Regions from separate parts of the Homo sapiens genome. Here region 1 is linked to region 2. Evidence: chromatin loops called from intact Hi-C (ENCODE). Cell type or tissue: heart left ventricle. All regions are shown on one strand. Each heading gives the region's core, and the rest is flanking DNA. Links, peaks and the distances in the headings are about the cores only. Region 1 holds the start of LOC124904548 (a long non-coding RNA gene). Region 2 holds the start of LOC101927604 (a long non-coding RNA gene).

Evidence for each region. A loop is a pair of places that touch in the nucleus more often than their neighbours do. Peaks named below come from ENCODE experiments on the same cell type or tissue, not always from the same donor. Only the 100,000 strongest peaks of a DNase experiment are listed, where the experiment ranks them.
Region 1: a loop joins it to region 2, with 1.8 times the contacts of the local background. A loop is called at or near these places in 28 of 110 quality-filtered maps.

Annotation. Positions count from the first base shown.
Region 1 is chr1:230,814,691-230,831,230 of GRCh38, forward strand. LOC124904548 (a long non-coding RNA gene) reads left to right here and starts at 9,810. Exons shown (of 2, transcript XR_007066939.1): 1 at 9,810-10,326. It also overlaps the pseudogene RNA5SP79. In heart left ventricle, for the core only: no CTCF peak of the experiment used is centred there; DNase peaks (open chromatin) are centred at 7,651, 8,831 and 10,040; H3K27ac peaks cover 5,557 bases.
Region 2 is chr1:230,870,886-230,881,996 of GRCh38, forward strand. It overlaps LOC101927604 (a long non-coding RNA gene), which reads left to right and starts at 3,961. Exons shown (of 3, transcript NR_110681.1): 1 at 3,961-4,270; 2 at 4,421-4,680; 3 at 7,907-8,130. It overlaps LOC124904547 (a long non-coding RNA gene), which reads right to left. Exons shown (of 3, transcript XR_007066938.1): 3 at 7,770-8,192. RefSeq lists enhancers at 5,854-6,355, 6,356-6,855. In heart left ventricle, for the core only: no CTCF peak of the experiment used is centred there; a DNase peak (open chromatin) is centred at 6,381; H3K27me3 peaks cover 1,217 bases.

The sequences.
Region 1 (16,540 bases), core at 4,547-12,546, 55 kb before region 2:
TAAATATATTGTCTGTGTCAGTTCTGGGTCAGTTTCAACTGACTGATTTTCCCCTTCATTATGGGTTGTGTTTTCCTGCTTGTTTGCATGACTGGTGATTTGTGATTGAATGCCAGACAATGGTTGCTGGATATTTTGTATTCCTATAAATATCATCAAGCTTTGTTCAGGGACACAGTTATTTGAAATTAGTTTGATCCTTTTGAGCCTTGCTTTTAAGTTTTGTTAGGTGGGACCACAGCAGCATTTTAGTAGTTTTCATTTTCCCCACAACTGGACTCACCCGGAAAATTCAGAAATTCAGAAAATCTGCCTATTTTAAGGTCTATAACCTTAATTACATATCAAAATCCCTTTTTTCCAGATAACATAATGCACTCACAGTGGGATTAGGGCATGAATAATTTAGGGGGCCATTAGTAGGCCTTACACAGTTCACCCTCAGGCTCCCTCCCCCCTGTAATATTCATGTCTGTTCCATACACAAAAGAGAGTGGTGCTCCTGAGTTTGTACTGCTGCATGGTTGAAGGTGCCACAGAGATTGGAAATTGTCAAAAAGATACTACCTTTGTCCAGGATCCAAGAGTCTAGATCAATCTTACTTTTGCTCAGGTGTTACCCTGTTCTTGCTGGTGTTACAACTGCCAGAAACTACCCCACTGTCAAACCAGAAATAGAAGATTCTCTCTTCTTTCTGTGTTCTGATTTTCTCCCAGGCCCTCTCTCCTATTCACGGTACCTAACAGTAAGCCAGTTGGCAAAGTATCTGTAGTTTGCAGATACCTCACTTGGCAGTATGGATTATAGGAAGGTCACTGTGAGGCTAGATGAATTTGGCTGCACTTACCTCTCCTGCTGTCTTTGGTTCTGACCAGTGGAGTCAATGCACAAATAGCAATAGCCAGATGCTGAACAAAGAATCAGATGTATACATTACTGGGCAAACTCCTCCGAAGTGCTGCTTAAATCTGGATTGTGGAGAATGGGTTAGTCCTGAGGGCAATGTGGCAGCTCTGAAGAGAGTGCCTTTAGGCTGGCTCTACAAGGGTTAGAAAAACTGCAAACTGGCTTTTGCTGCAGCTATAGGAAGTTTCTACTGCTGCTGGGGTGGAGAATTCAGGGTGATGCTCATAGCAACAGTAAGTGGACAGAAGGCAGACAAGAAGGAGCAAGTCTCCTCTTCCTCCTCAAGCCTCTCAGTCTCCTTTTAAGCCTCTTACTGTCATGGCCTCACAAAGAGCAGCTATAAAACAGAAATGGGTTTTGCATAGAACCAGCCTCAGTGCTACAGTGCAGAGTATATGTGGGTGAGTGTGGAGCTGAGAGGTTAGCACCTAAGACTGACAAACTCTGTACCTAGGTGGTGCTGAAAGTGCATAGAACACATGCATGACCTCTCCATGTAGATACAGATCTGTGGAGTAGCTATTCACCCAGGGAAGAGAGAACTTGAGGCTGCAGGGAGGCCAGAATATCCTCTCTAGTATGTCTCCATGTGGGAAGAGAGTGTGTTAGTCCTTCTACCACTGAGCCAAGACAAAACCTTCCTTCCCTTGCACAATGGCACTGGGCCAAGTAATGGTGACAATTGCTGAGGACAGTGGTTACACAAAGACTTTTGGAATCTGAGAAAGCAAAGATGCAATTTGTGCCATGACTATAGGTTGTCTAGAGGTAACATGTAATGTGTTTTTAGTAAAAAGTTATTTCCCATAGAAAAGTATATATGCATGCAATTAATTGTAATGATGAAATTCTTGATACAACTCTTATAGGAAAGACCAGAGGTAATGCAAATTTTATACTTACACGCTGCACAGAATAAATCTTTCTAAAGAATATGTAATTCAGATTAATGAGTAGTCAATCACCTTAGCCATTTTTTCTAACTATAAAGTTTTTTTTCTCTAAATTAACTTCTGCATTTTTCCACAAAAATCAGAAGGTTCTTTTGGAACTGTACAACACAAAGAGTGAACTCAAATGTAAATGATGGATTTCAGTTGATAGTAATGTGTCAATATTGGTTCATCAATTGCAATAAATATACCACATCAGTGTTAATATGTGTGTGTGTGTGTGTGTGTGTGTGTGCGCGCGCTTGCATGAGTGTGTGTGTGTTAGTGATAGGAGAAACTGTGGAGGAAGAGAGGGGGAAAATGGGATATATGAGACCCGTCTCTGCTTGCTGTTCAATTTTTCTGTACAACTAAAACTGTAACTTTGTTCTGATTACTTTTAAATTGAAATCCATTTCCTTAAAAATCACTATCACTGTTTTCTCATGCCTTTGACTTCTTATCATGGCCCCTTGATCAGGACTGTCCAGAGAGCTCACGCCTCCCTTTGTTCATGAAGGTGGGCGTGTTCATCACTGGTGGGTGTGCTCATCACAGGGTGGTTTCTGAGACTGAGGAGCCATCAGCCTTCAAACTTCCTTTGCTTCAACCTCTAGCTTCAGTTGGCTGGTGGCTATTTTCACTTCAGCAAGAACTTCACTAGATTTGTAGATCTTTGGAAATCAAGACCAAGCTTGAGTAGAATATTTTTCCAGACATCTCTGAGGTTGAATTTGCAACCTCCTGCAAAGAGTTGTCAGTGTTCTCTGAATCCTGGGTTTTGAAAGCTTCCCGGTTTCATGTTTGTCTATGATTTTTACAACATGGTTCTGGAAGCTCTTGCAAACATAAATTTTTAAATGGACACAACTTTCGGACTTCCATGTTCATGTCTGCATTGTCCAGTTTTAGCAAGAACCCTGCTAAGTCAGTTTAACTAGATTGTCCACACTCAATATCTGATCGCCATCGATATCTGATCAGGTTCCTCGTCTTCCACCATTTGCCAGGTGATGTCTGATCACCCTGGCCTGCCTTCAGCAAGAATCCTGTTGGGTTGGTTTAGCCAGAATCCCCCTCAGCCCTAATGCTTCCTCTTACTAATTTTCCATCCAGTGACCTCTCCCTCCACTCTACTCCTTGGCTATAAATTCTCACTTTTCCTTGTTGTATTCAGAGTTGAGCCCAGTCTCTCTCCCCAGCTGCAGAACACCACTGCTGTGATCCTTACACCTATGTCGATGATCCTGAATAAAGTCTCCCTTACCATCTTTTTTTTCTTTTTCTTTTTCTTTTTTTTTTTTTTTTTTTTTTTTTGAGATGGAGTCTCGCTCTGTCGCCAGCTGGAGTGCAGTGGCGTAATCTCGGCTCACTGCAACCTCCTCCTCCCAGGTTCAAGTGATTCCCCTGCCTCAGCCTCCCAAGTAGCTGGGATTACAGGTTCGTGCCACCATGTCCAGCTAATTTTTGTATTTTTAGGAAAGACGGGGTTTCACCATGTTGGGCAGGATGGTCTCCATCTCTTCACCTTGCGATCTGCCCGCCTCGGCCTCCCAAAGTGCTGGGATTACAGGCATGAACCACCGCGCCTGGCCTCCTTCGCCATCTTTAATAAATGTCATGATTTTTGTTTATTTAACATTATTTTCTATTCCTGCCCCTCCCACCCTACACACGCTTACACCCCAGAGTCTCCCCTGTCTAACTATTTTTGGAAGAGGCAGTACAGGATCATCTGCCATACAGTCTCCCTCTCAGCCCCTGCTCCTAAGTCACAGGGCATTGATGTTCTAGACTAAAGTTTTTCTGAAATGAAACCACAGCCACACACTGCCCAATGTGTTTTTATTACCATAGTGTGGAAAGAAATATATAGAGATTCATTGAGGAGCATATAGGAACTGGAGAAACACATGGAATCACCATGCATGAAATCACTTCGAAGGAAGCTGCAAGACATTATGTGCCTATTAAATAATGGAAAATGGAATGTGCATTTTAAAAATAAGCCTTTCACCAAGACAAATGAGATCATCTTCTTGGAAAGAACTCAGCCAGGCATGGAAGAAATCCCACCATCCTTGTTCATGCCTTTGCATCTGAGGATGTGAAGAGGTCAGAGGCCAAGGCTTCTCACATGCATTCACCAGGGGTGTGGGGTTGATACTACTTTTGGTTCTCAGAGAGGATGAAAGAGAAGCACAGAGAATTTTGTTTCTCAAACTGCCTCTCTCACCCTCTTCTCGTGTCTGAAGTATCTAGACACTGCCCTTAATTGTGCCCGGGAACATGTGGCCCAGACAAATGAAAACCAATCAGTGCTTCATTTCCTCACTTTATAAATTCAGGAATTCTAATGTTGTCTTTGAAAGAAGGTAGAACAGGCGCAGAGAGAGGAATACTTACTCATGTCCATACAACCTTCTGGAGGAACAGTGGTGGGCCAGCCTAAAGCCCGATAGAAGAGAAAGAATGGTAGGAGCCATGAAAAGGAAGGATGAAGCAAAGATGGCTGATGTGACCATGGGACAGAGAGAGAAAACGGTCCCACTAACACAAGTGAGTAAACTGGAGGCAGGTGTGGTGGCACAAGCCTGTAACCCCAGCTACTCCGGAGGCTGGGAGGATCATGTGAGTCCAGGAGCTGAAGACCAGCCTGGGCAACATTGTGAGACCTTGTCTCAAAACCAAAAACAAAATCGGTCATTGTGACCAGGAGTATATTTCAGTTTGAGATTTGAGATCGTTGTGGAATATCAACATAAAAACATCCTGACAGAAAATTAGAGTGTGGGAGTGGATTCTTCGTGAGATTTTGGAGGTGGTGATTTGAATTTAAAAGGTGCCAATTCAGGTAAGTCATTTAAAAGCCAAGCTTTCATAAGAAAGCAAGTGTGAAAAGAGAACACCTAAAGGTATAGAGCCTTACAGAAGCCTGGCATTAGGACATAGAAAAATGAAGAATTTTTAAAAATAGTAATAAAAAAGTAACATGCAACTCCAAAAAAATGATAATAATAATAGTAAAATAAAGGAGATGTCAGAGACGTTATGAGATGTATCACGCAGCCCAGAGTTTTGTTGGCATGGGCTAGAGAGAGATTTGAACTCTGGCCTGTTTGAATCTGAAGTCCATGCTTTTCCCACCACTACTTCTAAAACAAAAACACATCCCCTCAACCCAAACCCTCCCTCTTCTTGGGCTCCAAAGGCTTCCAGAAGTGCAGTTACCTTCTAGGTCTTCAGAAAAGGAGTTTGATTCAAGGCTACAGAGAGGAGATGGAGAGGGCCGATAGCTAAGACCCAGAGAGAAGCCAACTCTGCAGTGGAGTGAAGCAGATACCCTGGCCTAGAGCCACACCACTGAAAGGTGGTGCAACCTGGGTCTCTCTGAGACTGAAGGCCAAGTTCTATCCATGGTCCTATACTGCTGGGAAGAGAATGTTCTGAAGAAGAGATACCTGCTTGTTACTGAAAAGTCAGAGAGGCTTCAGATGCTGATGAATGGCTTGAATGTGCCCAAAGGTTAACAGTGGCTTTCAAAAGTACAGATATGGACGGGTAAGGTTGCAGGGGAGAACAGCTGTTATAAATGGCTCCATCAAGCATCTTGACCACAGGGACCATGAGCTTGGTCTATTGGGGGCTAAATGGGCCCTGGAATGAGGCAAGGCATTTGATTACAGAGGCACAAAGACAGCTGTTTAAAAGTGGAGCACAGTCTACGGCCATACCACCTTGAATGCACCTGATCTTGTCAGCTACGCAGGGTCTGGCCTGGTTAGTACTAGGGTGGGAGACCACATGGGAATACCGGATGCTGCAGGCTTTAAAAAAATGCATAATGAGCTCCTTGAGACTGAGTTTAAGATGAGAGGAAACATTCAATTAAATCCACTACCACTGAGGGTCTCCTATGAGCCAGGCACGGTGATAAATTAAATGCTGGAGACACAGCCATGAGTTTGATGCAGTTCCTGCTACTAGGAGCTGCAGCATGGTGGAGGTGGAATGAGGCAGCTGCAGGAACAGACCTCTGTCATAGAGGAGTGAGTGCTCCTGGTGCCATCTGTGGCAGATTGATTGCATGTGGCCCTACCCTTCTCCTGGCCTGTGCCATAGTCCCTGTCCTATCACTTTGGAGTGCCTCCCCTCTGACTCTGGGACCAGCCTTGGGATTTGCTTTGTGTCGGCCAATGGGACACAACTGGAGGATTGAAAAAGCTCGTTCTCGTTCTCAACCACTTCCATGAGAACACAGCAGTCTAACTTGACCAGAGTACAAGAGGGACACACAGTTCATTCACCCTGATAGCCCTGTGCCAGCTGATTGCAGACACATGACCGAGTCTGAGTCCAGAACAGTTCTGCTGAGACCCCCAATCCTTGGCCCATGGACCTAGGAGCTAAATAGATGCCTATTGTTCTAAGCCATGGAATTCTGATGTTGTTTTGAGGCAGGGTTGTGTGGCAATAGATAACTGATACACTATTTGAAGAGAAGGGAGCATTGTTTCAGTTTACTTTGGGGTGTTGGGGATGACAAAAAAAAGAGTAAAAAAACAAAAGAGAAGGGATTCAAGGCTACACAGGGAAGAACCTGGGGCAGCAGAGCCCCCATACATTTGCATAAATAAGGAAAAGAGTACATAGCATGTAAGGCAGGGCAGGAGGTAAAGTAGGGGAGCTCAGGCATGAGGCTGGCAGGCAGGTGGCTTTTTGGGGTTAATGGGGAGAAGCCATCCTCATGGATGGGAGAGAGAAGCTGAAGAGGCTGCATGGAGGACCAGATTTGAACAGATAGCACTGTGTCCAAAGGTGGCCCCAATAAAGCAGCTGTTGTTCTTGGAGCCAGGCCTTTCTCCTGCTTCCTGTGTGACCCTCCCAAGAGCCCAAGAGTCGGAAGCATCATCACACCCACGTTGCAGATGAAGAAAGTGTACCATGAGAAGCAAGGCAGCTTGCCCAAGTCACCCAGTGCAGGCATGACAGAGAGCACCAGAGCAGGAGAGGAGGGCCCAGGCCGGTCTGGAGCATCCATTTCTAGAGGAAAGGTGAGAGGAAAGTCCTAGAGAGGGGATGCTGAGGGTGGTATGGGGGCTTAGGAAGGACACGAGTGACCACCTGCCATGGAAAGTGAGGCTAGGCTTTCCTAAGAAACAGATCAGGGCCACACCTCTCTCCAGCTCTGCTCAGCAGCCAGGAGGCAGGAGCAGGCGGACAGTAGGAGAGTCAGGGTGTGAAATATTCACACTAAGCTTTAGCAGGAGACCCCGGCAGCCAAGGGATTTCAGATGGGAGGAAAGACATAGATGGGGAAGAAAAGAAACCAGGAAATCCAGGAGAGGATGGAGGGCCTGGCAATTGAAAGAAGGTGGACCAAGGGTCTCAGAAGAGCCAAGTGGGTGTGGGGGAGGGGATGAAGTCTTGAACAAGGAGGATGTGGGCAGAGGGGACTTCTGCACCACGGGACGCTTATAAGGCCCCTGCCCACTACCTATACTGTCCAAGTCACAGGAGGCTTGTCATGGCAAACTGTACAGCTGTCTACAAATACCAGGGATAATGACTCCCCAGCATCCCACTCCTGGGACCAGGTGACGGCAGGCATCAAGACACTGGCAATTTGTCTTTTCAAGATCGTTGCAAGATCTTTTGCAATGATGGAAATGGGAAAATCCATCCAAGACATAATTACGTCCATGTGGTGGAAAAGCACTCATTCCATTTATTTTCCTCTGAAACTTGACTCCTCCTTCCGTGACTCGGCCAGGGCCAAGCCAGCCGGATGGAAAAGCCAGTGTCAGTGATGTGGAGGTCGTTCATGGCACAGGGCTTAGGGGCCTGGATGTTCTGGGAAAACCCTGCTCGTTCATCTCGTCCAGGGAAAATATTGCCTCTGTCCACAGGAAGAGCTGGGTTCCGGCAGCTGGGGAGGCCACTTGCAGCTGACAGGGTATTAACTCTGACGCCTTTGGGTGGGAAAATAAAACTTCCCACCTCTCCTGCCAAATGAATATTTAAATTGGGGCCAGGCGTGGTGGCCGGGCACTGTGGCTCACCCCTGTAATCCCAATACTTTGGGACACCGAGGCAGGTGAATCACTTGAGGTCAGGAGTTCAGTTAGAGACCAGCCTGGCCAACATGGTGAAACCCCATCTCTACTAAAAATACAAAATTAGCCAGGCGTAGTGGTGCGGGCCTGCAATCCCAGCTACTCAGGAGGCTGAGGCAGGAGAATCACTTGAACCCAGGACCCAGAAGTTGCAGTGAGCCGAGATCGCCCTACCGCACTACAGCCTGGGCAAAAAGAGTAAGTCTCCATCTCTAAATAAATAAGCAGGCCTTTTTTAAAAGAGGGGAGAAGAGGCCCGGAAGAAGCAAAGTATATACCAAAAAATGAGCTGTCCAAGAGCGTGAACCCTTCGGAGCAGCAGAAGCCGTGGCAGTGGTGCAGTCCAGCCCGGTGGACCGAGGACGGATTTGGCCTGGATTTCCAGAAATAGCCTATAGTGAGGTCTGCCCACAGGGACCTTTATCTCAGGAAAAGCCGGGGGACCACATGCTTCAGCTCCCCTGCCTCTGGAGATTTAAGCATTTCTTTTTCTATCTCCATATCCTGGTGGCTGACTTGGTAGCCTGGTCAGGGTTTTCCCCCGAAAAGGTTGGAGGTGCCTGGGGCAAGAGGGCAAGAAGTCAAAGGGTTCCATCACCAGAGATTTGTTGCCTACCTCGCCCAGTTCATTTGACTGAATTCCCCAGGACCCAAACTGCCCATTTATGAATTTCTGACCTGACCTAAAGACAATAAGGTATCGGAGAGAAAGCTGACAAAACTGTCTCTGTGTATCCAGAAGACAGATAGTGTCATGGGCTGTGAAAGGTCACAGGTGGTGTCTTTTTCCTCCAGCAAATGGGCCCTGAGGCTCAGGCAGCCACCACCCCTGATGTGGTGCCAAAGTCGGACCAGATGCCCCAGTAACGGGATGCTGGAGATGTTGAGCCAGCTAGCATCCATCCTCGGAGACACCCAGAGCCTCTGGACAGCGAGCCAAAGGAAACGATTCTAACAGAGCATCTGCCTCCAATTACTCAGGAAGAGCACAGCACTTTGGAGAACACATTTTCTTCCACAAGCCAGGGAGGAAACACATGTGGGATCCAACAGGAACCCCATCCTGGCTTCCCCTCTCAGTCACACTGCCAGGTGCAGGGCGGGATGAGGACACATGGCTTTGCCTCTGCAGCATAGAGACCCACAGAGGGGACTGCCAGGAGCACCATTTAGAACTCCAGAAGGCTTGCGACGCTCAGAATCTCAGCAGTCCCTCTGTGGAGTGGTTCTTATTTTTCTGAATCAGGGACCCCTTTGAGAATCTGGTGAAAAAAAGTTATGAGACTGTTCCTCCAGAACATGCACAGACACAGAAGCACATGTGTGTCATTTCAGAGCGTGGGCAGACTCCCTGACTGCCTGTGGACTGCAGGTTAGTTCCTGTCTCCTCTGTCTCCCTGGAGCAGGTGACACATGGCTAATAGTGTTCAGAGCAGGACTGGACTTCAGAACTCCAAACCCAGAGCCTTTTTATCTCTCTCCCACGGCCTCCATCTGCCTGACAGATTTCAGAGCCTTTGGAGAGCCTTGGAGAATGGAAACTTCCCTGTGTTGATTCTAACCTGGACTTCATCCAACCCTGAATCAATAACCCCAGTGAGGCCCCCTGCCCCCCCCTCACACTTTTAAGACTTGCATTCATGGCTTGAAGTCCCATGCCCCTGGGAGGGTGGCTCAGGGTCAGCCAGGTATTGGATGCCAACAGACTTGTCTAGGAACTGCTGCCTCCACGAAGGCACTGAGCTTGGAGACAGAGCAGCAGGTCTCATCCTCAAGGTCTCATCTCCACCAGGCCACAGGGTCCCAAAAAAGTCACATAGTAAACAGAAGGGGTATTTTTCAGGCCCAAATTATAGCCTGAACTAAACTAATGAAACCGGCTTATTAGGTCAACTGTATTCACTGGGGGAATAATGTTCTTTTTTCTCCAACTATACTACCTATGAAATTCCTCTTCCCTTCTTTGGACAATATCTCCACCATTCCCTAAGGCCTTCTTCTTAAGGGCAATGACTCACCTTCTGGCACTAAATGTCCAGCTCAGGCCCAGCTAGCTTCTGGGTGTCCAGTTTGCACTCCAGGCGGTGGACGGGCCAGGGGCTCCCACCATGGTCTCTCTTGCTGCCCTGCCATGGAGACAGCCCCAGATAGCCCCCCACATCATAAGGGGTTTTCAAGGATGTGCAGAGGGAGGACATACATTGCCAGAGCCACCTGGAAGCGGTGAAGCCAGCAGAAGTGATGCCTACCAGGTGCCAGACGCTGCTCCAGAGACCAGACATTCTGCAAGCCTGCCAGAGCCTTGACTCTCAAGGAGCTCGTAGTCTAATGGACATGCGAGTGAAGGATGCTTTCATCTGGCAGCAAGAAGGTGAATGTGCTTTGTAAAATGACTCAATTATTAAGATCATAGAGAGCAGAGACGGTTATATATGTCGATTTTTATTACAGTTTAATCTAGAAAATCTAAAAATAGCTACATGAGTCACCAGTCAGGAGATGTGTTTCAGGGTAGATGGCAGTTTGCTGAGCAAAGAACCAGGAGGCTATGGGGAGAAAGGACATGTTGTAACCCTAGTGCCTGGAGGGCACTAAACCTCTATCCCTGCTTCTGATTCGCATTTGCTACATGAGACAGACACTGATACAACAAAACTGTAAGCAACTCTCCAAGCTATAGGATGCAGCTGTCACCGAGTTTCAGGGGAAGGAAAGGGCACCAGAGTTTGCTTTCGGGCTGCTTTGATAATGAGTTCCCTGATAATGACAAACAACACAGGTTAGGTTTCTGCTCTGTGCCAGTCTCTGTTGACTGTGCTTGGCAGTGTTATTCCTTTTGTCCTCATACCAACCGTATGACATAAAACTATTGTTTTACTCATATTACAGATGAGGAACTTGGGAAAGAGAAAAGTTAAGTAACATGTCTTATGTGACTTACTAATAAGAAGGCACTTAGAAACGGAAACTCTTTCCTAGGGGTAATTGAAGCAATTTGTAATTGTGCCCCTGACGGGACATAACCAATGGGTAGGGGAGGATTTTCGTGAGTGGTCCAGTTCTAGAAAGCAGGTCTTTCATGTAATAGCACATTTTCCTAAATGGCATTACAAAAGTGGCTGTGGCTAGAATCCCAAGGGATTTGGGATTCTGGCAATGAGGAGAAGTGGAGAGAAACTGTCCAAAGTGCAGGCTATTTATTGATCACAGAAACCCTGCGTCAGTGCTGACTGAGTCTGGGATGCAGGCTGATGCAAGGAGAGTGAGTGATTCTGGGAGAAATCAGCTGTTCTGCCTGCCTCCCATGGGGCCCTAAAACTGCACCGTCTGCCTCAGTGCACTACCAGTGCAAGAGCCCCTGTTGGAGGAGGGAGGGCAAAGGCCCTGGGGAGAGCAGAGCTGGATATGCAAGGGCTGGAAGACAGAAACCAGTGTACGCAGGGCTGGTCTGCCAGAAGCAACATTGGGCACCTGCTTCTCCAGCTGCCCAAGGCCAGGAGGGCTTCTCAACCACTGTCCTCATCCACTACCCCTGCTCTGGTGCTGCCAGGCACAGAATGCACCTGGAGGAAGAGCTGAGTAGAACGAGAGCTGGAGGGTGGGAGCTGCGTGTTGGAGGGAAGTTGAGTATGACTTAGGTCCAGGCACTCGACACCCCCTCTATGGAGTCAGCCCTCGGGGAGTCAGAAAAACAGAGGTAGCCAATCCCACTGCAGGGAGCTGGCAGAGTCAGGTGGCATGCAGGAGGAAGCAGGAGAAAGAGCACAGCAAGAGGGGCCTGGAAATGGGAGCAAAGTCATCAAAGGCACGGCACCCTCTTCAGTGGACGGGCATGGCCTCAGAGGTGGTGGCAAGGAAGGAGGACAGGAGTCTGGCTAGCTGTGTAGAAGCCTTTTGGGGCACCGGGACAGGGAGCCACCTTCTGCCCCCTCACCTCCAGCTTCCCCCGATTCATTGTGCAACTGCTGATAAAATAATGGCTGTCATTGATGGCATGCTTATTGCGTGCCAGGCATTATGTTAACAGCTGTTTTATTCAATCCTCTCAGCAACCCTGTGAGGTTGAGAGAGATAATAGAATCCATCACATCACATGGCTGGGAAGGAATCTCAGTCTGTGCAACTCAAAGTCCATTCTTAATCCCCAACCCTCCTGCACACCCTCACCTGAAGCTCCCCAAGCCAAGACTAGAGGTGCTATCCAGGAGGGTCCCACAAGCAACTGAAGATCTGAGACCCCTGTGTTCTTAATCTTGTGCTCCAGAAGGAATGAGAGCTGAGTGTGGAGGAGGCATACACCGTGCCAAGGCCCCTGGAGCTCAGATCTAAGATTCAAGATGTGTAGGGCCCAGGCACTCTTTGGTCACTGAGGCTGGGTCACCCCTCCTGCCACTCCCTGCGTCTTCCCCATCCACGGCCCCACTCCTACCCCAACTGTGAGCAGTCAGTGATGCTCTTTTAGAAACCACACTACACAGAATGTGGCTGTTTTCTGGATGGCTTCAACCTGCTATCCAACAACAATCAAACCCACATCACGCTCTGGCAAGGCCACGTGGTCCTCCAGGCCCTGAAACTGGCACAGTCAGCGGCCAGCACTGCCATTAGACATGGGAGAAGCTGAGTACAGCATAAGGCCTGAACCTACCACAGGGAAGTCATCTCACCCAGGAAAAGGACTTCTGACCCCCAAAGCAGAGAATGTGCCCAACCTATCTGTGGTTAGGAGACAACTCATTCATTGAATAAGAACTCATTCATTGAACTCATTCATGTGAAAGTCACGGCCACTCATCTGTGCACCATGTCTCTGAAGAGGCCCCTGGATCTGGGCAGCAGCCAGCCTGTCCACCCCCTCCCCACGGGCTGCTCTCGGCCAGCTGTTCCGTCTCTCCTCCTGTGTACAGCCCTGCCTTTTCACCTCACTGGCCTTGCCCCTCTGGCCCTGGGATGCTGCTCTTGGCTCTGCAGCTGTTTGGCTGGATGCCTCTGAATAGAACATTCAGCCTCTATGTTCTTCTATTTCTTCAACTGGAAAACAGAGAGAAATATGGTCATCATTTTTTTTCAAGGGGTAAAGGAGTCATTGGAAGGAATAGCCTGGTAAAGATTCAAAACCCATCGGCTATTTGGAAGAAAAGTTGCTGCATAAATAAGCTGCTTGACCCAAGGCCCATTTTGTACGCTTCTTTGAGGTCAATCTTGTTTATTTTCCTGGCTCACAATCCCCAAAGGTTGGGGTGGGCCAAAAGGCAAACCTGCCCTTTGCAGGGGCCTCTCCTGTCAAATTAATCTGATGACTTGATGGAGCAGTGGGTGGAAGAGAACATGGCCCCGTAAGGTTAGCGGTGGAATCCCTGCTGGAGAGAAATGACGCTGGCCCAGGGGGGATGTGCCTTGTGCCCAGCCTGGACAGGCCAGTTCACTTCTCGGGGCATAGGCTCTCCCTTCCTCCTCATGAGAATAAGAACACCAACTCTACTCCCTGACAGTCTCCTAACTTGGTCTCCTGAGAACTCAGTGAGGCTGGCAGGGAAGGGATGATTATATCTGTGTTACAGAGAAGAAAACAGACCTATTCAAAGTCACAGAAATAAGTGGGGACAAGACCTTAGTCTTCTGCCTACGTGACTCATTTTCATACAATACATACCTTAACCCTAACATAGAGCCGTGATACAAGTCAAATGAAAGAATGTACAGAAGGCCTTCCGAAAGGGGGTGAAGCTCTGTGCAGTGCTGTCCAGCAAAAATAAATGCAAGTCACATAATGTGATTTTTGTCACTTATGTGCAACCACATTTAAAGTGTAAAAAGAAACAAATGGCAGGGCGTACCTCCTGCCAAGCTACTCCTAAGCTAGGGCAGCTAGGAGGATCCACAAGGCCTACTCGAAGGAGCTGGAGAACTGCTCAGGGACAAAGAACAAGAACAATGGAAGCAACTCGAACACTTTCACTGCCCAGGGGTCTTCCACCTTTATTTATGTCTTTTCACCAGAACCTTAATTGGATGCAAACCCTCAATGTAGGAAACAAATGAACCCAGAGCTCTCCAGTGGAAGGGCTCAGACCAGCCAACAGGCCTCTCCAAGCTGTCCCCCGAAGCTCCCACTAGAAATTTTAAGTGTTTTTCTTATAGACATCAAATAGTAGGGCTTTCAAAAAATTATTTATTTATTTATTTATTTTTATTTTTTTGACAGAGTCTTGCTCTGACACCCAGGCTGTAGTGCAGCGGCACAATCTCGGCTCACTGCAACCTCCGCCTCCTGGGTAAAAGCAATTCTCCTGCCTCAGCCTCCCCAGTAGCTGGGATTACATGCGTGCACCACCACACCTGGCTAATTTTTGTATTTTTAGTAGAGACAGGGTTTCACCATGTTGGCCAGGCTGGTCTCGAACTCCTGACCTCGTGATCCACCCACCTTGGCCTCCCAAAGTGTTGGGATTATAGGCTTGAGCCACCGTGCTCAGCTTTTCATCCTGACAATTTCTGCTTTTTAATTGGAGTGTTTAGGCTATTTGCATCTGATGTAATTATTGATATGCAGTAGTTACGCATAAAGCTATTAGCTTGCTGTTTGCTTTACACTTGTCCCATTTCTTCTTTGTTTCTATTTTTCCTTTCTTCCTGTTCTCTTGTTGATTAAATTTTAGCTTACATTTTATTTTCACAACGGACTTATTACCTAGATGTCTTTGCTATGATTTTAATAGTTGCTGTACAGTTAATAATTCATATGTTTAACTTGTAACAGTCTGACTTTAAATAATAATAATACCACTTCATGGATAAAATCTTTCAAACAATATACTTCCACTTTGCCCCCACATCTTTGTAATATTCTCATACATTTTACTTCTACAGATGCTATGCATCGGATTTGGATTTTGTCAAAGTCTGACCCCTTCAGCTAGAGAGCTCTAGTTTGATCTCTTTCCAACACATGGTATGGACACCATGAAACATTGTTATTATTTTTGCTTTAAACAGTTGATTATCTTACTAAACATCTTAAAATCCGAAAAAAAGGCTTTTATATTTACCCACATATTTATCGTTTTTTCAGTCTACCTTCCTTTGTGGATACCCAACCTTCTGTGTAGTATTATTTTCATTTTGCCTAAAGAACTTCCTTTAATTTTTTTTTTTTTTTTGTAATTCAGGTCAGCTGGTGACAAGTTTTCTCAGCTTTTGTGTATCTAAAGTTTCTATTTTACCTTCAATTTTTGTTGTTGTTTTTGTTTTAGAGAGGGAGTCTCTCTATGTTGCCTGGCTGGAGTCCAGTAGCTATTCACAGGAGCGATCATAGCACACTACAGCCTCTAGCTCCTGACCTCAAGTGACCTCCCATCTTAGCCTCCCAAGTAGCTGGGGCTACAGGTATGCACCACCGTGCCTAGCTTGCTTTCAGTTTTGAATGATATTTTTTGTTGGACATTAAATTCTAGGTGGGCATTTCTATTTTCCTTTTCAGCACTTTAAAAATGTTCCAGGCCAGGCACCGTAGCTCATGCCTGTAACCCCAGCACTTTGGGAGGCTGAGGTGGGAGATTGCTTGAGCCAAGGCGTTTGAGACCAGCCTGGGCAACATGGTGAAACCCCATCTCAAAAAAAAAAAAAAAGAAAGAAAAGAAAATTCGCCAGGCATGGTGGTTTGTACCTGTAGTCCCAGCTACTTAGGATGTTGAGGTGGGAGGATCACCTAAGTCCAGGGAGGTCAAAGCTACAGTGAGCCATGATCACACCACTGCACATCAGCCTGGGTGACAGAGTGAAATGTTTCACTTACTTCAAGCTTGTATATTTGGGGATGAAACATCTGTAGTCATTTTTGTATTTTTTTTTTCCTTCTCTGTATTTCATGTCTTTTTTTTCTTTAGCTATTCTATAGATTTTCTTTATTATTGATTTTCAGTCATTTGTGGAATTCTCTGGTGTGGGGTGTGTGTGTGTGTGTGTGTGTGTGTGTGTGTGTGTGTGTGTGTGTGTGTGTGTGTGTGTGTGTGTTTTACCCTACCTCAGGTTCATTGAACTTCATCTGTAAGTTTATAATTTTATCACATTTTGAAAATGTTTGGCCATTATTTCTTCAAATTTTTTGATCCCTTCCTCTCTCTCTTTTCTTTCTGGGACTCTCGTTACTCATACATTAGATCTTATAACATTTCCCCACATGACAATGAGGCTTTATTCCTTTTTTTCCCAATCTTTTTGTTTCTTTCCTTCACTTTGGACAGATTCTACTGCTATGTCTTTTAGTTCAATAATTTCTGCAGTGTGTCATCTAATTTTAATCTGATACAGGAAATTTTTATTTTATATATTGTTTTGTCCTTTTAGCTTCCATTACCCTCTTCATCATCTTCACATTTTACTTCACATCCTTGAGCATTTGCATAATGTTTATCACAGTTGTTTTAATCTCCTGTGTGCTAATTCCATCATCTCTGTCACTTCTGGGTTGGTCTATCGGCTGATTTTTCTCCTGTGTATGAGTCACATTTTCTTGCTTAGTAAGTAATTTTTGATTGGTTGTTGAACATTGTGAATTTAATGTTGTTTAGTGCTAGATTTTGTGA
Region 2 (11,111 bases), core at 2,882-10,881:
GCAAGAAGGTGCCATCAAAAGGCACAACCTATGAGCCAGGAAGCAGAACCAGACACCAAGTCTGTGGGTGCCCTGATCTCAGACTTCCCAGCTTCCAGGTCTGTGAGAAATAAATTTCTATTGATGATAAGCCACTCAGTTCATAGTATTTTGTTATAGTGGCCCGAATGGACCAAGACTTCAAGTAAAATAGTGCGGGATGGCTGTCATGCTAAGCACCTGTCGCAGTCCCTTTGGGACGTGGTACCATAGACTGGGTGACTTCAGCAAAAAACATGTATTTCTTACAGTTCTGGAGGCTGGAAGTCTGACATTAGGATGCCAGTGTGATCAGATTCTGGTAAGAGCCCTCTTTGGGGTTGCAGACTGCCAGCTTCTTGTTATATCCTCACATGGTGGAAAGAGGGATACAGCAAGCTCTCTCATGACTCCCGTAGGGCACAAATCCCTTTCCTAAAGACTCCATTCTCATGACCTCATCTAGTCAGTCCTAAGTACTTTCTTCAGGCCTCACCTCCTAATACCATCACATTGGTATTAGGTAGGGTTTCAACATAAGAATTTTGAGGGGACACAAGTGTTTAGTCTGTAACATCTTCTTAGGTAAGAATTTGGATGGAGGCAGCCTAAATTATCTTTCTTTGTGAATGTGGTTTAGCCAGTAGACTCTCTCTGTTCACAAAATGAAGAGGCTAACACGTGGTGCCTGACCCACGGAAATGCTTTCAAACCTTGCAGTGGTCCAAAGGGTATTCCTTTAATCATCAGCACTTTACTGAGGCATTTGCTACTTTATGTTAAGCAATATGGGGGGAGATGAAAAGGGTGTGTTAACAGCATTATTTCCGTGTGTGATGAATGATCGGGGTCCCACACAAGATCGGCTCTGCAGGGCCTTGAGCACACTCTACCGGGTCTGTGTAAGCAACCTCAGGTTTTCATATGTGCTATGGTTTCATATTTGTCTCCTCCAAAACTCATGTTGAAATTAAATCGTCAGTGTGGCAGTATTGAGAGGTGGGGCCCTTAACAACTGATTGGGTTATGAAGGCTCTGCTCTCATGAATGGATTAATCCATTCATGGACCAATACTGGGTTAATGGATTAATGGGTTATCATGGAAGTGGGACTGGTGGGTTTTTTGTTTTTGGCTTTTTTGTTTTGGGGGGGGGGGGGGGGTTTTTTTTTTTTTTTTTTTTTTTTTTTTTTTTTTTTGAAGCAGAGTCTCACTCTGTCGCCCAGGCTGGAGTGCAGTGGCGCGATCTCTGCTCACTGCAACCTCCGCCTCCTGTGTTCAAGCGATTCTCCTGCTTCAGCCTCTCCAGTAGCTGGGACTACAGGTATCTGCCACCACGCCCGGCTAATTTTTTGTATTTTTAGTAGAGACAGAGTTTCACCATGTTAGCCAGGATGGTCTCGATCTCCTGACCTCGCGATCCACCCGCCTTGGGCTCCCAAAGTCTTGAGATTACAGGCGTGAGGCACTGCGCCCAGCCAACTGGTGGTTTTATAAGAAGAGCAGAGAAATATGAACAATCATGCGCAGCCCCTTCACCATGGGATGCCCTATACCACCTGGGGACTCTGCAGAGAGTCCTCACCAGCAAGAAAGACCTCACCAGATGCAGCCACTCAAATTTGGACTTGTCAGCCTCCGTAATTGTAAGAAATGAATTCCTTTTCTTTTTCTTTTTGTATAAATTCAGGGGGTACAAGTGCAGTTTTGTCACATGGATATATCACCTAGTGATGACCATCCCCTGAAAAATGTACATTGCACCCATTAAGGAATTTCTCATCACGTACCCCCTCCCACCTTTTTTTTTTTCTTTATAAATTACCTAGTTTCAAGTATACGGTTTTAACCAGAATATGGACTAAGACAACATGGTATTCGTTCCTGGAATGCTTTTCTTAGCAATTAGGGAGGCCAGATATGGTGGCTCATGCTTGTAATCCCAGCACTTTGGGAGGCCAAAGCAGGTGGATCACTTGAACCCAGGAGTTTGAGACCAGTCTGGGAAGCATGACGAAACCCCATCTCTACAAAAAATACAAAAATTAGCCAGGTGTGATGGTGTGCACCTGTAGTCCCAGCTACTTGGGAGGCTGAGGTGGGAGGATCACTTGAACCCGGGCAGGTCAAGGCTGCCGTGAGCCAAAATCATGCCACTGCACTCCAGCCTGAGTGACAGAGCTGTCCCCACCGCCCCCGCCTCCCACCCAAAAAAAGAAAAAAATTAGGGAGACATAGCAACAAGTGCTTTAACCGAGTCAAACTGTCTCTGGTGTCCTGAGCTGTGGAGTTCTTCCTGGTAAGTGTCATTTCAGTTATTTTCCTCAGAAATGTTCTTGAGTGACCACTAGAATGCAAACTGTACAATAAGGAGAACCTTATCTGCCTTGTTTACTGTTGTAAACAATAATGCCTTATTCATAGTGAAGGAATTATGAATTATGAAGGAATGAATAAGTATTCCATAATTGGCATCATTAATTCCCTCTCTACAGAAAAGAAAACTGAGGCATCAGCAGAAGAGACTCACCTAAGCTTGTCCCTGACCACCCGCGCACCTCATAGTTTGGGACGGAATTGAGATCACAGAACAGGGTTCCTTTGTCTTTTGTTAAATCTGTAACATTGGATTGATGTGTCTAAGGTTAACTATTGGATGTAATAATAATGATATTAAAAACTGACCTTAAGGGCACAATTTATTAAAGTTTCCAAGTCACTTACTTGGAAGTCAAGTCAAATATAGCACTAACTTGTCAGTGTAACAATAGAATACCCAAAGTGATGGCCAACATTCCCATTACACGTCTGACATCTTGGCTAACAGTCATAGCCCTGGAACTCTTCTCCCTAGGCCAGCCCCATTTAAAAAATCCATTAATCCCAGTGCTTTGAGAGGCCAAGGCAGGAATATTGCTTGAGGCCAGGAGTTTGAGACCTGCTAGGACAACATAGTGAGACTCCATCTCTACAAAAATAAAATAAAATAATTAGCCAGGTATGGTGGCACACACCTATAGTCCTAGCTAATTAGGAGACTGAGGCAGGAAGATTGCCTGAGCCTGTGAGTTTGAGGCTACAGTGAGCTACGATCATGTCATTGCACTCTACCCTGGGTGACAAAGCAAGACCCTGTCTCTAAAAAAACAAAAAAAAATTTATTGAGAGAGAGAGACAGCAAGGCCGGCTGGTCTCGAGGAAGAGAAATAAACCTCTACAAGAAAACTGCCACACCCTGTTTGAGCCCAACCTGTTCACCCTCAAAGACAGAATGACGGTCTTCCCCATCTGTCTGCACTCCTGGCTGTTCACAGGGCACATCAACAGGGAAATGCTGTCTGTTCTACTCATGTCTTACTGGTGACTTCCTGTAGAAATTCATGTTATTGTTTAAAATAATTAATTCTATATTTGTTTCTTTGGCATTTGTGCTTACCATATTCTCACATTTTATCTGATCTCCCTGCTTAGAAAAGTGAAATTGACATTATATTGAGCATCTCCTCTGCAACAGGCACTGTGAAATCACATTAGTCAGATGTTGTCCATTAGTTAGACATTTTTCTATTAGTTAGATGTTTTGTCTATGTTTTAATGAGAACTTGCTATCAAAGAACTAACTTCTGTTTTCTTTCCCAGCTTGGCTTGAAGGAGTACTTTAGGACTCAGAACAACAGGATGAAGACAGCAGCTAAAATAGAACACACCAGCAGAGACGTTCAGCTCCTTGAGCTGTGCTTCCGAAGCTCAAGCATGGCAGAGTGGCCTTGTTAAATCAGAGTTCAGGGTGCCACCCTGACAGTTTCTGATTCCGTAGGTGCCCAGTAGGGACCAAGAATCCTTTTTTTTTTTCCTTTTTCTTTTTAATAGAGTCAGGGTCTTGCTATGTTGCCCACATGGGTCTCAAATTCAAGCGATCCTCCCACCTCGACCTCCCAAAGCACTGGAATTCCAGGCATAAGCCACCGTGCCTGGCCAAGAACGTTTTTTTTTTTAACAAGTTTCTAAATGATGCTGGTCTATTGGTCCTGGGACCACACTTTGAAATTGGTGGGATAGGAGGCTGGGATCTTTATCCATTCACTCAACTCCCATTCCCCATGGTTGAAAGTTTCCCTGGGGCATCCCTGGGAGGCCTGGGGGCTGACAAGATTCAAACGTTTTGGTGAAAAGCCCCAAGACAGTGAAGTGGGGTGTGCTTGAAGTGGGGCACCGTCATCACCCACCTACCCACCACAGAGGTGAGCTAAAAGGTAAGGTGTGGCTCACAAAAATCTTCTGCTAAATACCTATCTTTGCCTCCATTTCTTCCTCTTTAAGACGGGGGTAACTGTACCAGTGTTCTAGGGTAACATGTACCACCCTTGAATACAGTGTTGCTCCCTGTCATGACTCACGGACAGGTTACCAGACCGGAGCCTCCAGCAATCCAGGAGCACAAACAAGGATGCCTTAAAACAAAACTTGTGTCAGGGTACCCTTCGCTGCCTCAGAGGAAATCAGAATGACCTGGTGGACAACTGTTCATAAGGACAAGAGCCAGTATCACTGCCTTTGAGTCCCAGCCTCCTCAAATCCATTTTCTGCCCTGCACCACCTCATCATATCCCGGATATTGTTAGTGTCGTGTCATTTCATGACTCAGGAGCTGCGGGTGACTTTGGTAAGAGCGGAGCGGTCGCTGTCTCATCTGTCACCTCCTCCCTTCACCTCTGTGCAGCCAACGTCCAGGGAGCCTGCCTCTTGCTGTCCTTTTCAAAGCTTTCTGGGTCTCTCCTCTGTGCCTCTGATCCAGTCTTTCATGCTGCCCAGAACACTGTCTCTTTCTCCCATGCCAGTGACATCCATTACTTTCTTCAAGGTCTGGCTCAAAACCCAGCACTCAGCCAGGCACGGTGGCTCACACCTGTAATCCCACCACTTTGGGAGGCCAAAGCAGGCAGATCACGAGGCCAGGAGATTGAGACCATCCTGGCTAACACAGTGAAACCCTGTCCTACTAAAAATACAAAAAATTAGACAGGCGTGGTGGCAGGTGCCTGTAGTCCCAGCTACTCGGGAGGCTGAGGCAGGAGAGTGGCATGAACACGGGAGGCGGAGCTTGCAGTGAGCCAAGATAGCATCACTGCACTCCAGCCTGGGTGACAGAGCAAGACTCTGTCTCAAAAAAAAAAAAAACAAAAAACTCAGCACTCTTGGGAAATTTCCCCTCCAGGGAGACAAGGTCACACAAGGCACAGAGAACCTTGGTGGGAGGCAGAAGCCCTAGGTTTGTTTATGTCCTGGCTCAGACACTTTGCAGCCTCATAGATGACATTAAACAAGCTCCTTAGCCTGTTATCTTACTTTGGGCTACCCTAAAAGCAGAGACTATGATATGGACTTGGATATGTGTAGTTAATTTGGGAAGTGATCCAGGGAAGCCGGAATGAGGGGTGGGAAGTAGGAAAAATCAAACAACTATGTGTCATTGAGCCCACTGCTCCTGTGGGCTACTGGAGATCAGTCACACAGGGCACTCTCTGTGAACCGTGTTCAAAGCCCCTCAGAATTGGCCCCCCAAAGAATGGGAGGCTGGGATCTCTATCTGTTGACTCAACTCCTATTCCCCATGGTTGAAGGTTGCCCTGGGGGCACCATTGGGGGCTGACAAGACTCAAAGGCTTTCGAGAAAAGCCCTGAAACAGTGAAGTGAGGTGTGCTGGAAGTGGAGCACGGTCACCACCCACCTGCGCACCACAGAGGCGGGCTAAGGGTGACGTATGGCTGACAAAAGTCTTCTGCTCAATACCTGTCTGTGCCTCAGTTTCTTCCTCTTTAAGATGGGGTAACTATCCACATTTTAGGGTAGCGTCAAATGACAGAGGTGACATATGCGAAGGCCCCTCCCTCAGCACATGCCAGCCACCCCAGCTCCCTGACTGTGTCCACTCAACACTTACAACTGTTGTATTCATCATGTCTACGTGCATGTACGGTCCCTCAGTGTTATCTATGGCTATTTCAGGTCTTTTATCTTAGCTGAAGATAAGGGCAGGTTCTTCCCTTCTTTTTTGTCACCCATCCCAAAGTGCCTACCACACAGCTGAATGCCAAGTAGGTCCTTGGTACAAATGGGTGTCGAGTGAATTTGCTGTCCCAAAAAAGTCATCTGTGAGCCTGTTCTCTTCCACGGAGATGCCCTGCAAGGCCATGGAGAAGCCATAGGGCAGCGTCCTAGCCTGCTTCTTACAGCTGAGAGACCAGCTCCAACATTGCGTGAGCCCATTGCCAAACTGCTGGTGAAGTACCATGCTCTGTGGCAAACACATGGCAGCTTGGGGAGGGAAGTCTTCTGACGCCCTGAGCCCTGGCAGGGCAATGGGCAGTAGATCAAGCTGGCCTGCCCTGCGTGGGCCCTCAGCAGGGATGCAGGCGAGGCTCCCAGAAGACGATGACTCAGGCCTGCATCTGTGACTGGTTATTCCAGATGCTGCCCTGCAATGGGACTGTTCTCTGCTCCCCCCACCCCCGACACCAGTACAGCACGGGAATGCATGAGAGTGAGCCTTGGTTTCTTTAGGGGAGTCACTGCGTAATTGGAGAGCAGTGTTCATGGGCAAGACAAAGGAGGGCCGGGGCAAGTAAGGGAAGATGAGAAGATGATGTTCCAAACTACTCTCGGTATAAAATGTGCTTTGAATATTTTGGATTATTTTTCCAATTGTAGAGAGAGTTTTCCCTGAGACACTGGTTCATCACCAAGTCAGGTGACGCTGGGTCTGGGGCACTCTGCATCTACAGCCTGGAACACAATCGTCTTCTCTAGGCAAAACCACGTGACTCACATGAGGCTCAAAGCTGGACCCTTCTTGCCGTCTATACCATACTTAGCAAAGACAACAGGCTTAACTGCTCTGTGAAAAATGCTAAACAACTTCTCAAAAACAATAAACATCTTCTACCTACCTGAATGTTTACATTTAGACAGGCCTTTAAGATTATTAGTCTCTATAAAAATATACAGGCATACCTCAGAGATAATTCAAGTTCAGTTCCAGGCCACTGCAATAAAGCAGATATCACAATAAAGCAAGTCACACAAATTTTGTGGTTCCCCAGTGCTTATCAAAGCTGTGTTTGCACTATACTATAGCCTATTAAGTGTGCAATGATATTATGTCTTTTAAAAAAGTACACATGTTATTTTAAAAAGACCTTATTGACAAAAAGTGCTGACAGACACAAAGTGAGCACATGCTCTTGGGGAAAATGGCACCGATAGACTCATTCGATGCAGGGTTGCCGTGAATCTTCAATTTGTAAAAAACACAATACCTGCGAAGCATAATAAAGTGAAATGCAATAAAACAAGGTATACCTGTAAACAACTCTAAAATCAGTTATTTACTCTTTTTTCCCTTCACCTGGAATTCCTACCTGGTTATCTCTAACTACAGTAATCCCATCCTTAAGAACTTGCTCAAATGCCCCCTCCTCCAGGAAGTCCTCATGATCACCTCCACCCAAAAGAGCTCTTCCCTGGAGACAGAGGGAGGGCAGGCACAAAAAAGACAGTTTGTCTCCTTTATAGTTTGACCTCACATAAACTTTGGTGTCCTGGGAAGAATAATGCCAACATTTCCACACTATACATGTGGAAATGGCTTCAAACTCATATAAATCTTTGGTTTAATAACCATATATAAATGCAGTTAGAGAGAGGGAGGATGAGGGAGATTTAAAAATAAGAGGCCAACGGAGAGGAGGCTATTAAACTATGTGGCAATGATTTATTGATTGAGAAATAAAGGGAATTCCTCTCTGTCTTCTTCTAAATGATCGGTTTCCAACTTCTAAACACTCCCAGATGTGGAATGCATGTTTCTTCCTTCCATTCCTCTCTGCAGGCTGCCCTGACATTTGTTAAATTGGCTCCTGGGTCCTGGTTTGCAAATGTTGCCACTTTGAGATCCGTAGATGGTCATCCCTGGCTCCCTTGGGGAGTGTCCTGGAATCCACCAGCTCCATCTGCTCGACAAGAGACTTGAGTTTGTTCTGTTACCTCTTTCATCATTAGCCAAAGCTCCGGGACTTGGTTAAAACTTTAGGCAATTAAAAAGACTGACTTATGGAGATAGTAGTGTTTTCACTATATCGTCCCTGCTTGAATTTATGTTCTTGAATTCCATTAACCTGAAATATATCAAAATACCAAGATGTTATGAAGAATGGGAACAAATATAGAAAAGTGAAAACAGTTGCCTGTGAAGTTTCTGCAAGACGAGAAGTAAGGGAGGACAGCCTTCCCTCTCAGATGGCTCCCCACCTTCGGGTCCATGAAAACCACTGGCCAGAGCCTCAGGGGAGCCTTCAGTTAATCCTTTTTAAATGAATGAGAGGTGGATGGAGGAGGGCATCTCCCCTACAAGTTGGCCCCCAAATGTCATGTTGTATTAATAATTCAGCTCATGGCTTCATACTGCAGGTCTACTCGAGGAAAAAGTTATGTCATGCTTGCAATGGTCTTCAAAGTATGCCGTCCTTTTCTTTCCTCTTCCACTGCCACTAGCATATTCCAGGTCTAATTGTCTATCTGGTGTGCCTGGCCTTCCCAACTCCAGGTTACTCCCTCTCCAATCTGCACCCCTCTGCTGGCCTCCCCCTCCTCAATCACCCTGCCTCTCCACCCCCCTTGCCGGCCTCCCCCTCTCCAATCACCCTGCCCCTCCTCTGCTGGCCTCCCCCTCCTCAGTCACCCTGCCCCTCCTTTGCCAGCCTCCCCCTCCTCAATCACCCTGCCCCTCTCTCTGCCGTCCTCCCCCTCCACAATCACCCTGCCCCGCCTCTGCCATCCTTCCCCTCCTCAATCACCCTGCCCTGCCTCTGCCAGCCTCCCCCTCCTCAATCAGTCTGCCCCCCTCTGCCGGCCTCCCCCTCCTCAATCAGTCTGCCCCCCTCTGCCGGCCTCCCCCTCCACAATCACCCTGCCCTCCCTCTGCCGGCTTCCCCCTCTCCAGTCACCCTGCTCTCCCTCTGCTGGCCTCCATCTCTCCAGTCACCCTGCCCCCCTCTGCCAGCCTCCCCCTCCTCAATCACCCTGCGTCCCTCTGCAGACCTCCTCCTATCCAATCACGCTGCCCCCCTCTACCAGCCTCCCCCTCCTCAATCAACGTGCGTCCCTCTGCAGGCCTCCTCCTCTGCAATCACCCTGCGCCCCTCTGCTGACCTCCTCCTCTTTCACAGACTCTCTGGTTGGGTGTCTTTATTTTTGTTATTAATTTAGACAGCAGCTCTTTCTGGCCTTCACCAGCCATCACCAGTGACAGCACATCACCAAAGCCCCGGGTACAGTCCATCTTCATTGCGACCTTTGTGCTTTGGTTTGCATCAGGCCATTTGGTTAGAAAGCTGCTCTTCCTCAGGCCCACCTGTCCAAGTTCTACCAATTTCTGAAGGTCTGGGTTAAATGCCATCTCACCGACCTTTACCGCATCCCCTCTGCTCTATGCTATGGTCACTGTTGCTGCCATGGCCACAGCAGGAAGCAGACTGTGGGTGCTGACTGCCACAAAAGGACAACAGTCACACAGCTCCGGCAACCCCTGAGCAGCTGCTGCAAGGAGGTCACCTGATGACGCAGGTGGCAGTGTGCCCACCCATGGACAGGCAGAACCCAGAGAATCTCCTTGCCACATGTTGTCCCCATCCCCTTCTCCCTTTGGGTCTGGCACCTACAGCGGCTGTCACCTTCCACAATGCCCATGTGAACTTCCTAGCGACATGGCACTCCTGTTGCCAACAAACAGAAATATGGAGGGCTCTGATTAAGCTCTTTTGAAAACATCATAAAATAGAGACCAAATCAAGGAAGCTACATTTCAGAAACATTAGTTATGTTCCTATATCAATAAACAATCGCTAGGTGGGATCCATGGTTGCAAAATCTCCCGATTTCCTCAGAAAAAGCAAAAACCACACTTGCCATGTATCCTGTATTTGGGGGAAAATCAAGGAACTCCCTGAGGTTAATCGTACCTACTTAATAGAAACTTTCATCTGAGAAGCACTAAGTACTTTGGACACGTTAGCACATAGGTCCTAATAATACTCCTATTAAGAAGAAAGAGGTGAAATTTACTTCACTTAATGGTTGGGGAAACTAGTCTAGAGACAGAGAAAAAGCGATTTACTCAAGCTCAGGGAATGTATCAGTGTTAGCGATGAGAATAAAACTCAGAGGCTGGAATCTCAAACTAGTGTACTATCACAGTATGTTACTCAATGCACACTGATTCATTTGTTCATTCATTCATTCGTTCGTTGGTTCATTCATTCTGTGCCAGACACTGTGCTAGGCTCCCAGAAACAACAATGAGCATAAGACCCAGCTCATATCAAGCGTATCATCTAATAGATGAGGCAGAGAATGAAAAGCACACAGACAAAATCACTAGACCGTGCTAAGTGCCATGAAGAAAGCAAGCATCCATTGAATCCTTACGGTGCCTGTCATTTGTTCTCATAGCATCCCTATGAAGAAAGTATTTTACAAGTAAGAAAGCAGAATCTCAACAAGGTCAGGTGCGTGCCCAAGGCCTCACCACTCACAGGTGGCAGAGCAGGAATCTCAACACACTACCCTTTCCCTCCAACAGCCATTCACCATGGAGCCAAAATGCATCCACACACTCCCAGAGCCAGTCTCGGAAGGATAGACAAACACCAGGACTGTGCCAGAACTCCCTTTTCCTTCTAGTGTTGTGTCTCTTCTTCCCTGTTCATCAAGGAGAAGACGCTGGTGGATGGCACAGCCTCAGGGAGGAATGGTGTCTGTCTTCAACGCTTACGAAGCTGTGAGACATTCTCCAAACTCCTGCTCCAAAGAATATGTCCATTCTAAGCAGTATATACACAGCAGAGTTAAGAAGCGTTAGTAGGGGCCAGTGTGGTAGCTCACACCTGTAATCCCAGCACTTTGGGAGGCCGAGGTGGGTGGATCACTTGAGGTCAGGAGTTTGAGACCAGCCTGGCCAACATGTTGAAACCCTGTCTCTACTAAAAATACAAAAATTAGCCGGGCATGGTGGTGCGTGCCTGTAATCCCAGCTACTC